Regions from separate parts of the Homo sapiens genome. Here region 2 is linked to region 1. A link is a contact called in ENCODE Hi-C or POLR2A ChIA-PET data. All regions are on one chromosome and are shown on one strand. The core of a region is the stretch at or near the end of the contact, and the rest is flanking DNA. Distances in the headings are between cores, read along the strand shown. Region 1 holds the start of ABCA5 (ATP binding cassette subfamily A member 5). Region 2 holds the start of FDXR (ferredoxin reductase).

What was found. Hi-C counts contacts between places; a loop is a spot of excess contacts on that map. ChIA-PET counts read pairs that join two places held with the same protein, here RNA polymerase II (POLR2A). Pooled maps may share reads with other maps.
Region 2: a pooled map shows a loop between it and region 1 (6-fold over the local background). The contact joins the promoter of FDXR here to the promoter of ABCA5 in region 1. A Hi-C loop is called at or near these places in 1 of 50 pooled maps. POLR2A ChIA-PET finds 5 or more read pairs at or near these places in 2 of 52 experiments (GM12878 and PC-3).

The regions. Positions count from the first base shown.
Region 1 is chr17:69,323,101-69,328,418 of GRCh38, reverse strand. ABCA5 (ATP binding cassette subfamily A member 5) reads left to right here and starts at 1,286. Exons shown (of 39, transcript NM_172232.4): 1 at 1,286-1,367. RefSeq lists an enhancer at 780-919 and silencers at 1,000-1,379, 1,510-1,599.
Region 2 is chr17:74,871,315-74,876,849 of GRCh38, reverse strand. It overlaps FDXR (ferredoxin reductase), which reads left to right and starts at 3,856. Exons shown (of 12, transcript NM_024417.5): 1 at 3,856-3,984; 2 at 4,717-4,814. The coding sequence starts at 3,906. It also overlaps a transcript of FADS6 not described here. RefSeq lists enhancers at 396-690, 1,806-2,706, 3,327-3,556, 3,512-3,806, 3,604-4,504, a cis regulatory region at 1,370-1,441 and silencers at 3,717-3,946, 3,987-4,116.

The DNA.
Region 1 (5,318 bases), core at 37-2,536:
CTGATTCTACATTATGGTGAGTTGTATAATTATTTCATTACATATTACAGTGTAGTAACAGTAGAAATAAAGTGCACAGTAAATATAATGTGCTTGAATCATCCCCAAACCATCCTCCCTCCCCCAGAAAAAACTGTCTTCCATGAAACTGGTCCCTGGTGCCCAAAAGGTTGGGGACCGCTGTTTTAATCATCAAGGATTCTGACGAACCTCTTTGAATTTTCTATTTAATTCATATTCCATAAGTAAAACTTGATTCCTTGTTTGTTTGTTTTTCCCCTAAGAATTTAGAAAGCAGAGTGCATGTTGGGGAGACCTGGTTTAAATTCGAGAAGCAGATAACACAAAGACAAGTAAAAAAAAAAAACATGATGTACACAGGATTGACAGAATAAAAAAAAAGTCTTTGTGCAAGGGAATGTGACTATACAGAAATGTGGAGAGGAAAATACGTAATGTTAGTGTTAATAACTTTTGACCCCATTTAGGTCACTTTGAGTAATGAAGCTCAAAACACTAGATTATATTTTTAGCAAAGTAAGTGCAGTATCCAGTCTCTCACAGATGTCATGTGTCTCAGGCCGTTTGGAAAATTCAGCATCTGCCGCATTCCCAGTCTTTGATGAGGACACTCCGCGAACTACAAGCACCCTCAGTGGGAGGACCTCCCAGGTCGGGGTGTGAGGGCCAATGAGGAGGCTGGGGAGGGGAGGCAAGAGTTACGGAAACGGGGCCACAGCACTCCAGATGCCGCGGCGGGAGGAAGCGGGGCTGCAGAGGACTCAAAACGCGTTCAGAGAGGCCCATCCAAATGCCAGGAGACAGACGGCAAGGATGCTTAAGAGGAGACGTGACTGGGCGAGGCAGATGAGGAGAGGGCCGTGGGCCAAGGTCACCCGCTAAGAGGCGGCAGGTTTACCACTGAGACACGAGGCCGTGGTTTTTGCCCGTGCCTCCAGAAAGAGCGTGGCGAGATCCCCGCAGAACCCAGGCGTGGGAGGCCCTGGGGAAGAGCCACGAGGCCCGACTCTAGTGGCTCAGGGGCCCTGGGCAGCGGCGCGCCACCGCTCGCCCCACCCTCAGCCGCTCTCCTCTTCCGGGCGCGCTGCTTGCCTGCGTGCGCCGGGACGCGCGGGGCCGAGCGTCTGAAGCGCGCCCGTACGCGGAGCGGCGCTTTCTAGGAGCCCCGCCCTCAGGTGCGCTCTGCAGGAGGCGGGGCGCGACTTCGGCGCCGCCAGCTCTGCCTGCGCCAGGAGCGCGCGGGTGCGCGCGGCCGCGCCCTCGCACAGATCCCAGCTGGGTCACCCGCACTGAGTCAACAGACTGAGCGCGTCCAGGCCTGACAGCTCTGCGGCTCGGGCCCTGAGGTGAGGCGGGCGTCGCGGGCGGCGGCGGCGCTTGAGGCTAGCCTGGGACAGCCGTCCCTGGGGGAGTTGAGGGGACGAGGAGGGGCTGGCCAGCGAGGGACGGCGGGGAGAGAAGGGGAGTTCGGCGTCTGAGGTGTGGGGTGAAGCGGGCTCGGAAGCGGGCAGAGGCGGCGAGCTGAGGGAAACAGACCTCCCTCAGCTCCCGGGAAGCGCGGGTTGCCAGCCTCGGGGATGCGGTGGGAGCGCCCAGGATGCGGACGTGAGGGGGTCGGGGCCCTGCGGCGGGGGCTCCGCGAGGCTCCCCTGGGACCGGGTCCGGCCGTGGGACTTCGGGACACTGCCTTTGCCTGGACGCTGTCGTTCCACCCTCAGCAACCTCAGGGAAAGAAGGAAAACAAATATTGATGTAAATTTCCGTCTGAACAGCTGGGTAATGAGCGCTTGCTCTTCCCTGCGAGGTTACGCGCGGATCATTACCTTGCGTGTTAAAAGGAGTTTCAGTGAGAAGAAAATGCGCAGATCTCATGACACAGTTTGGGAGGGAAATTCCCTGATCCTAAAACACGAATAGGAGCTCCAGGCATGGAAATACTTAATTGGATCGGAAAGCTGGGCAGGCTGGAGCTATTAAGCTGAAGGAGGTTTTCCCCTGGGCTCCTCAGGCTTCGATTTACGTTTTAAATAAATAAGTCCGAAAATAATGAAGATAATAACCACGTTTACTTTCTACAAGGGCGTTCTGAAGGAATCTAAGGGAAGAGGAGTATTTGCTGGACTACAGCTTTAAGCCAGGCTCGGTATTAGCTCTTTTCATTCTGACAGCAACCCTGTAGGATTGGAGGGGGTTATTCCAGTTGGGCAGGTGTGGAGAATGGGCCTCAAAGAGGTTAAGTAACTTATTAAGGTCTCAGCTAGTAAAAGGATGGAGTTGAGATTCCAACCCGGGCTGCCAGACCCTAATTCTGGTGCTTTATTTAGTATATTTTGTGTTTGCCGGGAGAGCAATATTGTATGTGTTTTAGGGAAGACTCCATAGTAGGGAACATTATTAGGGCAGTTAGGGCTTTGTGGGTATTTGTGTTAAAATCAAACTAAAGAGGCGTTAATCTTTGCATATGTGCTGTTTGAGTATATTTCCTTTCAAACAGATTTAGTGTAGGGAAATCTTACATTCACTATAAGAGCAAATTTATTAGTACATTCCATGTGTATTGCATGTCTTTTATTTTTAAAGAGACAGCGTCTCGGGCTAGAGTGCAGTGGTGCGATCAAAGTTCACTGCAGCCTTGAACGTCTGGACTCTAGGGACCCTGCTGAATAGCTGGGGCTACAGGCGTGTGTCACTGCGCCCAGGTAATTTTTTATTTGTTTTTCAGAGACGAAGTCTTGCTATATTGCCCAGGCTGGTTTGTTGCATGTCTTTTACATTCCAGATACCATACTATGTGCCAAGAGTACCGATATGAATACAATTTATAATCTCTGTCCTTGAGTTTAGTTGAGAGGGTGATTGCATAAAAGAATTTTATGATATTGTACTAAGTCATAACTTTTCTAGTATGTAAATTAGTTGGATTAAAAATAGTTTTAAGGGCAAGCTTTTAAGGACCTATTATGCATAAGAAAATTTATTGGATGACTTGTCCTCTGTGTACCATTGCATTGTTATTTTCTCCCTCAGCAAGAAACACTGTGATAAAATTTAGGTTAAATTATATTGACAACTAGCATTTTTTTTTTTTTGAGACAGGGTCTCATTCTGTCACCCAGGATGAAGTGCAGTGGCAGGATCTTGGCTCACTGCAGCCTTGACTTCGCAGGCTCAAGTGATCCTCCCACCTCAGCCTCCCAAGTAGCTGGGACCACAGTTGTGTGCCCCTACGCCTGGCTATTTTTTTTTTTTTTTTTTTGGTAGAGACAGTGTCTCTCTATGTTGCCCAGGTTGATCTTGAACTCTTGGGCTCAAGCCTTCCTCCCACTGGGATTGCCACGTGAGCCACTGCACCTGACTGCATTTTGTTTTATTATTGCACCACCTTACAGTAAATTTTAAAGCAATAAAGAAGATGAGAGCATTTATAATTTATCCCTTTTTAAGCTAAAAGGCATATTTTGTAGTGCTTTTATTTCATTGATTGAGAAGCAAATGATGTAGCTAGGCAGGAGTTTGTTTCATGTGCCAGATATGTTCCTAATTTCTCATTCCAAAAATATCTTAGTTTAAAAGTGTAGCTAATACCAGATTGCATTTAATTTCTTGTGTTTCAGAGTTGTAATGAAATCAGTCTTCAGTTTAGGCTGAAATGGCACATTGTTGAAATGTATAACATTACTTTGTGGTGGATTTTGGAAATCTCTTTTAATTGCTTCAGTTTTCTCAGTAAAGTAGGATTCAAGGTCATAATCTGAGGGTGATCCTACAGATGGAAGCTTTGGAGATTTGGGGATTGGGAAAGTGATGGACTAGTGGAATATGTGATTGCTAGGAAATTAAACATGACTCACAGTTGTGAAAAGTACAGTAGAGGAAAGATATGAGTGCACAAATTAGGGTGTCTAATTTTGGATACCAGAAACTTCATAATCCATTCCCAATGCCTGCCTTTACCGTGTTATCTAGAACATACATCTGCACCCCTTGCTCCGGTTCACTTTGCCTTATGCCTCTGCCATATGGCAGGTATCCCTGTTCTTCACAAAAGTCAAGCCCTTTTGTTTGGGAGTCTAGCTTTACCATTCTTTTCTTTCTGCCTGGAAATTCCATTCCACTCCTTTCCAGGCTCTTTCTCTCTTATCACATTATATTAAATTTTATCTCTCTGCAAAGTTAGTGACAGTGTCTAACTTTATTTTTTTTGCCTCATAATGTTGGATGCATAAATCCTTCAGTAAATGTTAAGTGAATATGCCACTTTTCTCACTTCCCCTCTTCTTCCTTTTTACAGGAGTTGACCAACGTTTTTTGTAAAGTGCCAGATAGTAAATATTTTAGGTTTGCAGACAGTATGGTCTCTGTCTCAATAACTTTACTGTTGTAGCACAAAAGCAGTCATAGATAATACATAAATGAATGAGCATGGCTGTGTTCCAATAACACTGTATTTATAGACACTGAAATTTGAATTTCATATAATTTTTGCATGTCACAAGATATTATTATTATTTTTCAACCTTTTAAAAATGCAGAAGCAGTGTTCCTCATGGGCTGTGCCAAACAGACTGAGGGTTGGATTTAGCCCCCACCTCTTTCATCATAGTTTGCACATCCTTGATCTTTAAGGACTCTCAGGAAGCCTTGATAAAGGAATCTGTGGTAAGATGATACTGGGTTTAATATTTCCATTGGTGGTGGAGAAACAAAGATAAATAAGACTGTTGTTTTTTTCATCAAGGATCTCATGGTCAAGTTCAAGATGAAAATATATAAATAAATAATGGTGACAGGGTATAGTTACTGCAGTTACAGTTATGTTTACTGGGTATAGAGGTAAAACAAAGGAGTGATAATCAGCTCCATGTCAATGTTAATAATGACATTTAGGCAATATGATTAAAAATTGAGTTTATTTGAGCATAAAACTTGAGGATGGTCACACAGGAGGACACAGACTCCTGAAGGATGAGGTAAATGCTCCAAAGTGGAGAGGTTTGAGGGTCCTTTACATAGGCAAGGCCTGGGGATGCTTAACAGGGTTACATCATTTTTCGTACGAGGTTAGTGCATAGTTAGAGCAATTCAATTAGTTATAGGCAGTGTTTCTTTTTGGGGGAAGGGTATATTTAACATTTCACATTAAGGATGTAATGGTCAAAGGGTCTTTTATCACAGTCAGCGGTCTTTTATCCCTGGCATCATCTGGTGTGATCTAGGAACAAGAAAATAAGGAAGGAATTTCATGTATAACAAAAGGTCAGTAATTAAGAGGTCAAGCTTCATGACCCAGTCTCCAA
Region 2 (5,535 bases), core at 2,607-5,106, 5.5 Mb before region 1:
ATTAGTTGAAAACAGGGTCTCTCACCTTGGCACTATTGACTTTTTTTTTTATGGAGATGGAGTCTCGCTCTGTCGCCCAGGCTGGAGTGCAGTGGCATGATCTCAGCTCACTGCAACTTCTGCCTCCCAGGTTCAAGCGATTCTCCTGCTTCAGCCTCCCGAGTAGCTGGGACTACAGGAGCCTGCCACCATGCCTGGCTAATTTTTTGTATTTTAGTAGAGACGGAGTTTCACCATGTTGCCCAAGCTGGTCTCGAACTCCTGAGCCCAGGCAATCCACCCACCTTGGCCTCCCAAAGTGCTAGGATTACAGGTGTGAGCCACCATGCCCAGTCACTACTGACATTTTATCTGGCCAATTCTGTGTTGTTGGGGGCTGTCCTGTGCATTGTTGGATGTTTAGCAGCGTCACTGGCTTCTACCTACTAGATGCTGGGAGCTCAAGTTGTGACAATCAAAAATGTCTCCAGACATTGCTGAGTTGACCCAGTTGAGAACATGCAAGTCATTCTCTGAGCGTGTAATTGCCTTGTTTTTCAGTGAAGGCCTTGGATAGAGTGAAAGGCCTCCTGACCCTGCTGATAGGGAGACAAACTGCCGGCAAATGGGAGCCTGGGGGATGGGCAGAGGGGTCTGGCTACAGGCACAGGCATTCCCTGAGCCTTGTTCCGTTGGAGAGCCCCTCTGTGGTGTGGCCTTAGGCAGCTGCACAGAGGCCACTGGTTCTTTTATGTGCACTCTCCATTCATCTCCACCACACCTTCCTTTACCAAAGACCGCAGTTCCTTTAGACACCCTTTTCCATAGCTACAGACTCTCACTAGTTCTGAAACAGCTCCCTCCAGGCTTGCGGTGGTAGTGGTTTCCAGCTGTTGCTAGCCTGGGGTGCTTCTCCATTCCCTTCACCCTGCTCACACCTCTGTATACAAACTCCTTCATTAAACTGTCCTCAATCACGCCTTTTGAGTGTGCCATCTGTTTCTTGCTAGAAGGTTGACTGATAGAGTGGAGTTTTGGATCCAGGCAGCCCTCTTGGCACGAGGCAGGCTTGGCGGCTCCCCAGCCCACTGCTTTGCTATATGTTATTGCTGCTCCTTGGAAATGCATTAGCAGCTTAGAAATGGCCTTGAGATCTAGGGGTGTAATTAATCAAACTGCTAATTCTCCATTTGAGAAACGCAGTGGCAGAAAAGGCCCCAGTTGCACAGTCCTGGCTCATGATTAAAACCATCCAAATACATAACCAATGACTCATTGTTATTGATCTGGACCTGACTGGGGTATGGGCAGCAGCTGAAGGCACTGGTGCCAGATCTGGCTGTACCATGGGTATCATGGGAACAAGTCACTCGATTGCTTTGAGGCTCCATTTTCTGTTTCACTTAGGATGTGGGCTGGGAATTTCTGAGGCCTGAGAGGTGAGGGAGGTGACAGGAGTGAATGAAGTATATCCAGATCTCTGCAGAGACTTAAGGTCTAATCTACAGAGACATATGGGAGGTCATAATACATATGGATGATGATAATAATAGCTAATGTTTATCTAGCATTTATGGAAGTTGTCTTGACCTCATCATCTGATTTTAATGTCTACAACAAATTGCCACTATTCATATTTCCCCCAAATGTTACAGACAGTGAAAAAAAGTCCTGGAGAGATTAAATTTCTCAATGTCATATAGCTAGTAAGTGGAGGAAGAGGGATTCAGACCCAATGTTGTCTGACTCTAGAATCCATCCTCCACCACCAGATATACTGCCTCTAGATGGGGAGCCCTACAGAACTTTTTCGATTGTACGAACTTCCATTATGTGCTAGCCAGTGTGTGAAGCCCTGGGGGTATAAGAGCTGAGACTGGGTCCCCATCCTCATGGAGCTTATAATGTAGTGCAGGGGTGGTCAAACTCTGTAAAGGACCAGATAGTAAATATCTGGGGCTTTGCGAACCATATGATCTCTGTTACAACTACTCAATTGTGCCATCAAAGCACAAATATAGCCATAGACAATATGTAAAGAAGTAAGCATGGATGTCTTCCAATAAAGTTTTATTCAAACTGAAGTCTGAATTTCATGTAATTTTTACGTGTCACAAAATGTTGTTTTTTACCATTAAAAATATAAAAACAAGCTGGGTGTGGTGGCTCACTCCTGTAATCCTGGCACTTTGGAAGGCCGAGGTGGGAGGATCGCTTTGAGTTCAGGAGTTCGAGACCAGCCTGGGTGACATGGCAAAACCCCATCTCCACAAAAAATGCAAAAATGAACCAGGCGTGGTGGCAGGCACCTGTGGTCCCAGCTACTCCGGAGGCTGAGGCCTGAGGCTCGCTTGAGCCAAGCCAGGAAGCAGAGGTTGCAGTGAGCACCACTGCACTCCAGCCTGGGTGACAGAGCAGGACCCTGTCTCAAAAAACAAAATCAAAACCAAAAACAAAAACCCCAAAACCTCCAAAAAAACAAAAACAGTAAAAGCCATTCTTGTTGGTCATCCAAAACATGCTGGTGGACAGTATTTGGCCTGCAAGCTATAGTTTGCCTACTCCTGGTCTAGTGGGACAGGCATAAAACACAGTGACCTATTAGAAAGCAGACAGCATTTACTTACCAGTGGGAGGGAGGGGAAGTGACCAGTAAGGGCACAGAGGACTCCTGGGATACTGGCCATGTTTTATTTCTTGATCTGGGTGGTGGTTATATGGTTACACCTTGTGATATATTGTCAAGTTGTACACTCATGATTTGTGCACTTTTCTGTATGTTATTATTGAATTTAAAATCTCATTAAAAACGACAACCAGTGTAGTAAGTCATGATGGGATAAGGTCAGATGCTGTGGAATGAGAGGCCTTTAACTCCTTGGAACTTGGGAGGGGACGGGTCAGAGAAAAGGCTTCTCCAAGGAAGTAATATTTGACAAGAGGGCCCATGGGGAAAAGGAAGAGGGGTTAGGCTTATTGGGTCAGCTGTGACTACGGATCCTGTCCTTATTTTTAAAAACATTTTGATCATAGACTTTTTGCATTACTTTTGACCTTTTAAAACGTTGCAGTATTATATTTATCTTGATTACTGAGTGTTTTGGAGCCCCCTTAAATTCTGAACCCGAGGGGAGTACCTCAACTCTGGTCCCGGCTCGGCTGCACGGGGGTCGGACGCTCTGTCCTTAGTACCATACGTAAGCCACTGCCCCGCCCCGCTTTTCTTCACCTATGTAATGGGAAAGGAGGTGAGGTGGGACGAGCTTTCCAGGGTTTAATATTCTCCCTGGCCCGGCAAAGACGGGGATTTGAGGGGTTACATCGGCACAACACCCGGGGTCGAAGAAGGAGGCTGCTGGGCTCCGGGAAGGAGCTCCCTCGCCCCAGACTTCCGCACTCTGGTTATTTCCCAACGGCGGGAAGGCTCGCTTGGAGCCGGACTCGTGATTGGCTAGGACGAAGTCACGTGGGAGGATTCGCAATCAAATGGCAAGGGCGTCTGCGTCATCAGTGAGCGACGAGAGCCTCCCGAGAGGGGCGCGGCTAAGTAAAATAAGCTCCTTTCTTAGTGGCTGTTTCCTTGGGGAGGGACTGAAACAGCGATGGGGATTCGCTCTCTTCCAACCCTAGGCTTCCGGGATTTGGAGGGAAGGTGAGGCCTGGGGAGAAATGTATTAAATCGCGTATACCCCGGATGCTCCGAGGGGCGGGGCTTCGACGGTGGGGCGTAGTTAAGGGCGGGTCTCTCTTTTGGGGGCGGGATTCTCTCGGGAGTCGGGGTGGAGCCGCAAGGCTCCGCTTTCCCGGAGCGCAGGGGGCGGGGTTTGGGGCGGGGCCTCGCTTGTGGGCGGGCCCGGGCAGGAGCGGGCTTGCCCTGCGGAGCAGTAGCTAGGAACAGATCCACTTGCAGGTTGCTGCTCCCAGCCATGGCTTCGCGCTGCTGGCGCTGGTGGGGCTGGTCGGCGTGGCCTCGGACCCGGCTGCCTCCCGCCGGGAGCACCCCGAGTAGGAGCAGGGCGCCTTTGGGGCTGGATGGGAGCGCGGGGAGGCCTGCGAGCGCTGAGTAGGGGTCGGAGCAGAGCTGGGGCAGGGCTGGAGAAGGGTGAGACTGAAGGGGTGTCTTCCTGCTGGCGAGATCCCGGTGGTGTACGGGGGTGGGCGGAGATCTGTGCGTGAGATGTGAGGCTTCTAGGGTTAGAGACGGAGGTCAACAAAGGTGAAAAGGAGAGACTTTGAGATCTACAGGTGTGAGACGGGGTGAATGGAGGATGATACGGAGGTCTGTGGGGCGAGAGGAAAGTCTGAGTCGAAACAGGGATCTGTAGGAATAAGACGGGTCTATATGGGCAATATAGCGTTTTGTGGAGAGAGAGAGGGGTTAGAGGAGGGACACCGTGGGGAGACCCACGGGGGCGAGATTGGGATGATATGGAGGCCGTTGGAAGGATGTGGGATTCTAGCCGATTGGATAGGGAATGAAGTGTTGTTGGGCAGGCCATTGGCAGTGGTGTAGTAGGTTCATGGGTGAGATGTGGGCTCTGGATGAACCCACAGCCTTTGGGGGTTCAGATGAAGTAAGAGACCCTGCAAATGCCAAAGCCTTGAGGAACAAGAGAAGGAGGATGCAGGTGAGGGTGAAGCTTGGGAAGTTCCAGCTTCTGTTGGATATTCAGGTTGGTTTGGGACTGGGGAGAGAAGTTAATTTTGACCTTTTCCCTCTCCTCTGCCTGGCCCCAGGCTTCTGCCACCATTTCTCCACACAGGAGAAGACCCCCCAGATCTGTGTGGTGGGCAGTGGCCCAGCTGGCTTCTACACGGCCCAACACCTGCTAAAGGTAAGCCACTTACTCATAGTCCATCATTCACCTGCTGCTCCAGTCCTAAGGGCAAGCCTCACCCGCTTTGGGTTTTAAGAGCACTCCTGGTTGCCTTATGGGGAAGGGGCTCCCAGCCATCTGGCCTGGACACTTCCCACTTGCTTCCTCACCTACACCTGAGGCTCCCCTCCCCTCCCGTCCTCAGTGTGACAGGGGTGTAAAACGCACATTGGTGGTGAGTGGTCAGTGGCAGGTGGTCAGCTTTGCCTCCCTGGCCAAGCACTCCAGGGGGCTTATGTAGACCTGCAAAATGACTTTGTCCTCCTTCATCTTCCCTCCTCTCTCGTCTATCTTCACTCTATCCCAAACATCCTACATCTCGAGGCTACCCACCTCCTCCGCTTTCTGTAACTTTACCTGCCTTGCCATGCCCTCCTCACCCATAGCTCCAGTCCTCCGTGCCATTCTGTTCTTTCAGCCTGCCCTCTGCCCCTCCCCCTTCCCCTGTGAAGGCCAGGATCTCAAGGCTTTCAGTGTCTGCCTCGGCAGGAAGGGCCCCAAGCCAAGGCTACAGGTTCTACTTGAGACTCCACATCAGACTTTGGGACAGAGTAGAGAGGGGATACCCAGGTTAACTGAGACGTGAGACAGTTGCCTAGCTTTGGAGAGGCTTGGAGTGTCCGTGGAGAGACAAGAGAAAGGATGAATATCTTAATTATACACACACACACAGATGCTT